2 separate regions of the Homo sapiens genome follow, and region 2 is linked to region 1. A link is a contact called in ENCODE Hi-C data. All regions are on one chromosome and are shown on one strand. The core of a region is the stretch at or near the end of the contact, and the rest is flanking DNA. Distances in the headings are between cores, read along the strand shown.

Evidence for each region. Hi-C counts contacts between places; a loop is a spot of excess contacts on that map. Pooled maps may share reads with other maps.
Region 2: a pooled map shows a loop between it and region 1 (12-fold over the local background). The contact joins the promoter of ZNF583 here to the promoter of ZNF432 in region 1. A Hi-C loop is called at or near these places in 5 of 50 pooled maps.

What each region holds. Positions count from the first base shown.
Region 1 is chr19:52,047,550-52,050,139 of GRCh38, forward strand. It overlaps ZNF432 (zinc finger protein 432), which reads right to left and starts at 1,289. Exons shown (of 5, transcript NM_014650.4): 1 at 1,146-1,289. RefSeq lists an enhancer at 1,072-1,661.
Region 2 is chr19:56,403,043-56,405,632 of GRCh38, forward strand. It overlaps ZNF583 (zinc finger protein 583), which reads left to right and starts at 1,290. Exons shown (of 5, transcript NM_152478.3): 1 at 1,290-1,410. RefSeq lists an enhancer at 714-853 and a silencer at 1,314-1,523.

The DNA.
Region 1 (2,590 bases), core at 39-2,538:
CACCTGTAATCCCAGCTACTCGGAGACTGAGGCAGGAGAATGGCTTGAACGCAGGAGGCGAAGTTTGCAGTGAGCCCAGCCATTGCACTCAAGCCTGGGCGACAAAAGCAAGACTCCATCTCAAAAAAAAAAAAAAAATGTTTATATACACACTTCAATATGAAGAACAAGAAACACATAGAAAAAAAGAGGGAGACAGAGAAAAGGAATACGAGTTATAAATACAAATTTAGAAAACAATTCAAAAATATAAATACTGGGAAAATAGCCGCCTTTATATACTAACATACAAAACCTGAAACACCCATAAAAATATGCAGTACATTTGCAAGAGGAAGGATAAAAATAGGCTCTTGTTAATTTGTGCGCAGTAATTTAAAAACATAATGTTAAATAGAAAGCCTATTCATCCGCCCCCCTTCACCCCCAAAAAACTTTCATTTTCTGCAGGTTCAAGAGCATGGGTTGTTGTGGAAAGCCAGAGGATTAGAAAACTCATTGTGGAGGAGGTACTCGGACCTGAAACTTTTAGGAAATGTTAACGTTCATCAAGTCTGTTCCAGCCAAAGTTTGAGCTCAACACACACACACACACACACACACACACACACACACACACACACACACACACACAAAACCAGCCAGGGCTCTTGTGAAAAGACTTCGGCTTTCACTTGTCTCTAGACAAAAGACCACCACCCCGCCAGATAAAATAGGAAAACCTGGAATAGACACACACGTACACTGGATTCCCTTAATGATTCATCAATCACTAAGCCTCAGATTAATCCAGAATGTGAAACAGAAGTCACATTCGTTGACAAAAGCCACCCCATCGATTCTCAATCACTGAGCCCCACTGGGGAGTGACCCGCGAGGACCACAATCCCTGACCTCAGTACTCTTGGTCGTTGATCTATTCAGGCCTTTAATCACTGACCACCAGAGCCTCCATGAGGGACCCCAAAGATATCCTATCACAGACACCCACCAGGGACTCCTACCAGCTCCCCTCCAAAAGGAAACACCCGCCCCCGCCTCCCCCAACCCCCGCGCTACCTCCACCATATAGCGCCACCAACAACGCAGACGCCCTCAGAAAGCTCCCTCCCACCACGTTTCCACGCCCTGACCCACACACTGACCTGACTCTCCTTGGAATCGCCGCGACCTCTTAAAAGCTGAACTTACTTCCCTAAACTTCTTCCACTTCTGGGCCCCTCGCCCAACTCCCTCCCCCTCTAAACCTCCAGAGACGGTCAGCCGCGTTTCCATGGAGAGCGGAATGCGGCCTTCCGGCTTTTCCTCAGGAGGAGACGCGTCCGCGCCGGCGTCGCCTCGCCGCTCTGGGGGCGGCCATCTTTGAGTACGTGACGTACAGAAGGCACAGCGGCCGGGAGACGCGGTGGACGGAGGCCTCTTAAACTGTCCGATTTCCAGACACCTCAGCCCTGGCAGAAAATGGAGAGCTTATCAGAGGCTTGAGTTCACACAGGCAGACACGGCGTGGGGGTAAAGTCCTCTGAACAGACACGGAACAGAAATAAGTTAGTCTTCTCCTCGCAGGGGACAGTGAACGGCGCAAACTTCTCAAAGGCCAGAACCCATTATTACCACAAAGGCGCGGCATCCCTTCTTAGCGGTTATGATGGCTGTGACGTCTCAGCTCAATGGAAAATTAAAGTCACCTCTGGGCACCTCAGTCACTATTGTAAATGCGAAGCGTTTTAGAAGCCGTATAAAAACTGAAGCAAGAGAGACTAGAACAAAAAATAAGCGAGCGGTGCGTTGCAGGTAACGGAGCCAGAGCCCTTAGGGGAGAGCATCATGGGGGCGGCCATCTTAGGGGACGTTCGGTGTCCGTACGGCAGAACATATTCTCTCTGAGAAGCTTGCGGTGGAACTGGCCCATGGAAATGTCTTTAGAAGAGAAGAACCACCTGGCTCTGTTCTTGACTCTGGAAAAGAATCCTTTTCTAGAATTATTTAGGTTGTTGCCAGATTAATTTCCTTTAGAGAGTTTCCTTGCCCCCACGACTTCCTATCTTTAAAGCCAACAATAGTATGTGAAATCCCTTTCATATTTGAAACCACTGACTATTGCTGCTGCATCTCTCCGGTTTCTCCTATTCTTAAGTGCTTGGGCAATCCAGAATAATCTCCCAATGCTAAAGTCAGCTGATTAATAAACTTAATTACAATGCAGAGTCCTTTTTGCCATGTAACATAACCATGGGAATTACTCTGGGGTTGTAGATCTGGCTATGATATGATGACACTAATGAATATTTTGCAATAAAAACATACTATTTTAAAATATATATATACATATATCTTTATATATGTATATTTCTACAGAATTATTACAAGTTATGTCTTATGATGGTTTCTTATAAGAAGCAAGGAGGAAAAGGTCCTTAACATTTTCAATTGTGTTTTTTTTAATAATAAAGCATGCATTCTAATTTACAAAAACCACAATAAAGGTACTTTCATCATGTCAGTCTTGAGGCTGAACAACACTTAACATTCTTTTTCCTTTTACCTGTCTGCCTTCTCCCTTCCCCTACACTCTCTATACCCCACCCTC
Region 2 (2,590 bases), core at 40-2,539, 4.4 Mb after region 1:
AGCCTCTGTAAAACTCCCAAAAGACAGGGTTTAGAGAGCTTCCACCCAGCTGAACATGTGGAGGTTACTGGAAGGTGCAACACCCTTTTTTCTGTACTTTGCCCTACGCATCTCTTCATCTATATCATTTGTAATATCCTTTATAATAAACTAGTAAACATAAGTGTTTCCTGAGTTCCGTGAGCCACTCTAGCAAAATATCGAACCGCAAAGAGGGGGTGGTGAAAATCCCAATTTGAAGGTGGTGGAGTCAGATGTTCCAGAGGCTAGACTTTAGTGGGAAGTGGGAAGGGGGAGGCAGGCTTGGGGACTGAGCCCTCAGCGAATGGTGTCTGACCCATCTCCAAGTAGACGGCGTCGGAATTAAACTGGAGGACACCCAGCTGGTGCCCGCTGCAGAACTCACTGAACTCATTGCTTGCTTGAGATGTGTGGGAAACTCCCCTATATTTGGTCAGAAAAGTCTTCTGTTATGATTAGTTGTCGTTGAGATAATAGAAAAAAATGCACCTTGCGTTTTTTCCACTGATTCAGAGGGCATAACTGAAAGAATGAAGAACTGAAAGAATGATCTTAATACTCTGCTTCGCTTTTCTTGATAATACGCATTACTTCCCAATATGCATCAGTGTCCTTTATTATTAATTTTTTCCTATTGAATTCCTCCCGCATTAGAATGCTGCTCCATGAGGTGGGGATTTTGTCTGCTTGTTCACTGCTGTGTGCCCAGGGCCCACGACAGTGCCCGATACAGCAGGCGCTCAATAAGTGGCGAATGAAAGACAGGGCAAGGCGGAGAGAGAAGAAACAGAAAGGGAAAGAGAAAGCCCGGGCCGCCAGAGCGCTTAATCACACGTACATCCTACCGGGCCCCTCTCCAGCTGGCTCAGGCTCCACACTGGTCCTCCAGCTCCCTTTTCTCAGCGATGGACTCACAGCCCCACCCGGAGCGCTGGAGCGCGGACGCGGTCACTGCGCGTGCGCCTCACCGCGCTGGCACCCCGGCCTGGCAGCCTTTGGGGACCTGAACCAGCTGCGCCTGCGCAGGTGGAACGGGTGGAACGGGTGGGGGAGCGGACAGTCGAACGGCCTGAGAGGGCTCAGCTGGTCCGGGTGGGATTCTGAAGGCCAGCGGAGGTGGGCTTACTAGGGAAAGGGGCGCAGCAGTAACTACCCGCAACTGAGCGGCGGGATCTGCGGCCGCCCGGGGCCCTCGGCCAACATCCCAGCATCCTCTGCGCCGCGCCGGCCCCGGACTCCATTTCCCAGCGGCCCCTGCGGCCTGCCCTAGGGCTGCGGCGCCTTTGTGAGCGCGGCCGCCGGCCAGGATCGAGCCCTGGCCCGGGCCCTGGCCCAGCCCCGGCCTCCAAGGACCGCGCCGAAGGAGGTGCCCACTGGAGGGAGGAGGCGGTGAGGAGCGCGGGATGGAGCTGACGCCGGGAGCGGCCATGCCACCATGTGTGGGACCGTGTGTGACAGTGTGTGAGAATGTGTGAGACATTAAGGAACCGTGTGTGACAATGTGTTTGACAGTGTGGAATCGTGTGTGAGACCATGTGTGACTGTGTGAGAATTTGAGACCGTGTGTGACAGTGTGAGAATGTGAGGCCGTGTGTGAATATGTGTGTCAGTGTGAGACCATGTGGGACAAATGTGGGACTATGTGTGACAGTATGAGACTGGGTGTGAGAATGTGTGCGACAGTATGAGACCGTTGCCCCGGTGTATGCGGGAGCCTTTGACAGTATATGGGACCGTGTGGGACTGTGTGACACTGTATGTGCTTAAGACCACGTCACCATGTGTGAGACTGGGAATGTGTGACAGTGTTAAACTGTCATTATGTGTAGACCACGTGTGAACAGTGTGTAAGACCATGTCACTGTGTGTGTGACCTGTGTGTGTGGGATAATGTAAGACTGTGTGACAGTGTGTGTGACTTTGTGAACAGAGCTTGACCGTGTGTGTAGGATTAGATGAGACTGTGACAGTATGTGAGACCATGTCACCGTGTGTGAGGCTATGTGTGGTTGTGTACGGTGTGTGGCTGTTGATATGGGACCACATGAAACTGCGACAGAATTTGTGTGACAGTGTGTGAGACTGTGTCACTGTATGTGAAACTGTATGTGAACAGAGTTTTTGTTGTTGGACTAAGATTGTATGTGACAGTGTTTGAGATTGTGCATGACAGTGTGTGTGATTATGTGAGACTGAGGGAGATGGTGTGACTTAGCACTGTATGTCATCCCGACAGTGAGTGTGACAGTGTGACTGAGAATGGCCTTATATGACCCATTGTGAGAGCAGGGCGGGCTACAATGTGGGGGCATGTCCATAGGTTGCCAGGGGAGGTGCCAGAATGAGAAACTATGTGGTTTGTTGTCTGTGATTTGTGTGGGCAGGAAGCTGTGTGGGTGCTTGGAGATGCTGGTGTGCTCTGGGGTTTGGGAGACTGCTGTTGTGGTGGAGAGACAGAAAGATTGAGATAAAGGGGAAAAGATGGAGAAAGGGAGGGACGAGAGCTGAAAAGGGAGAGACAGACAGGAGCCTCAGCCTTAAGCCTGAAAAGCTGACCACGCTGGCTGCT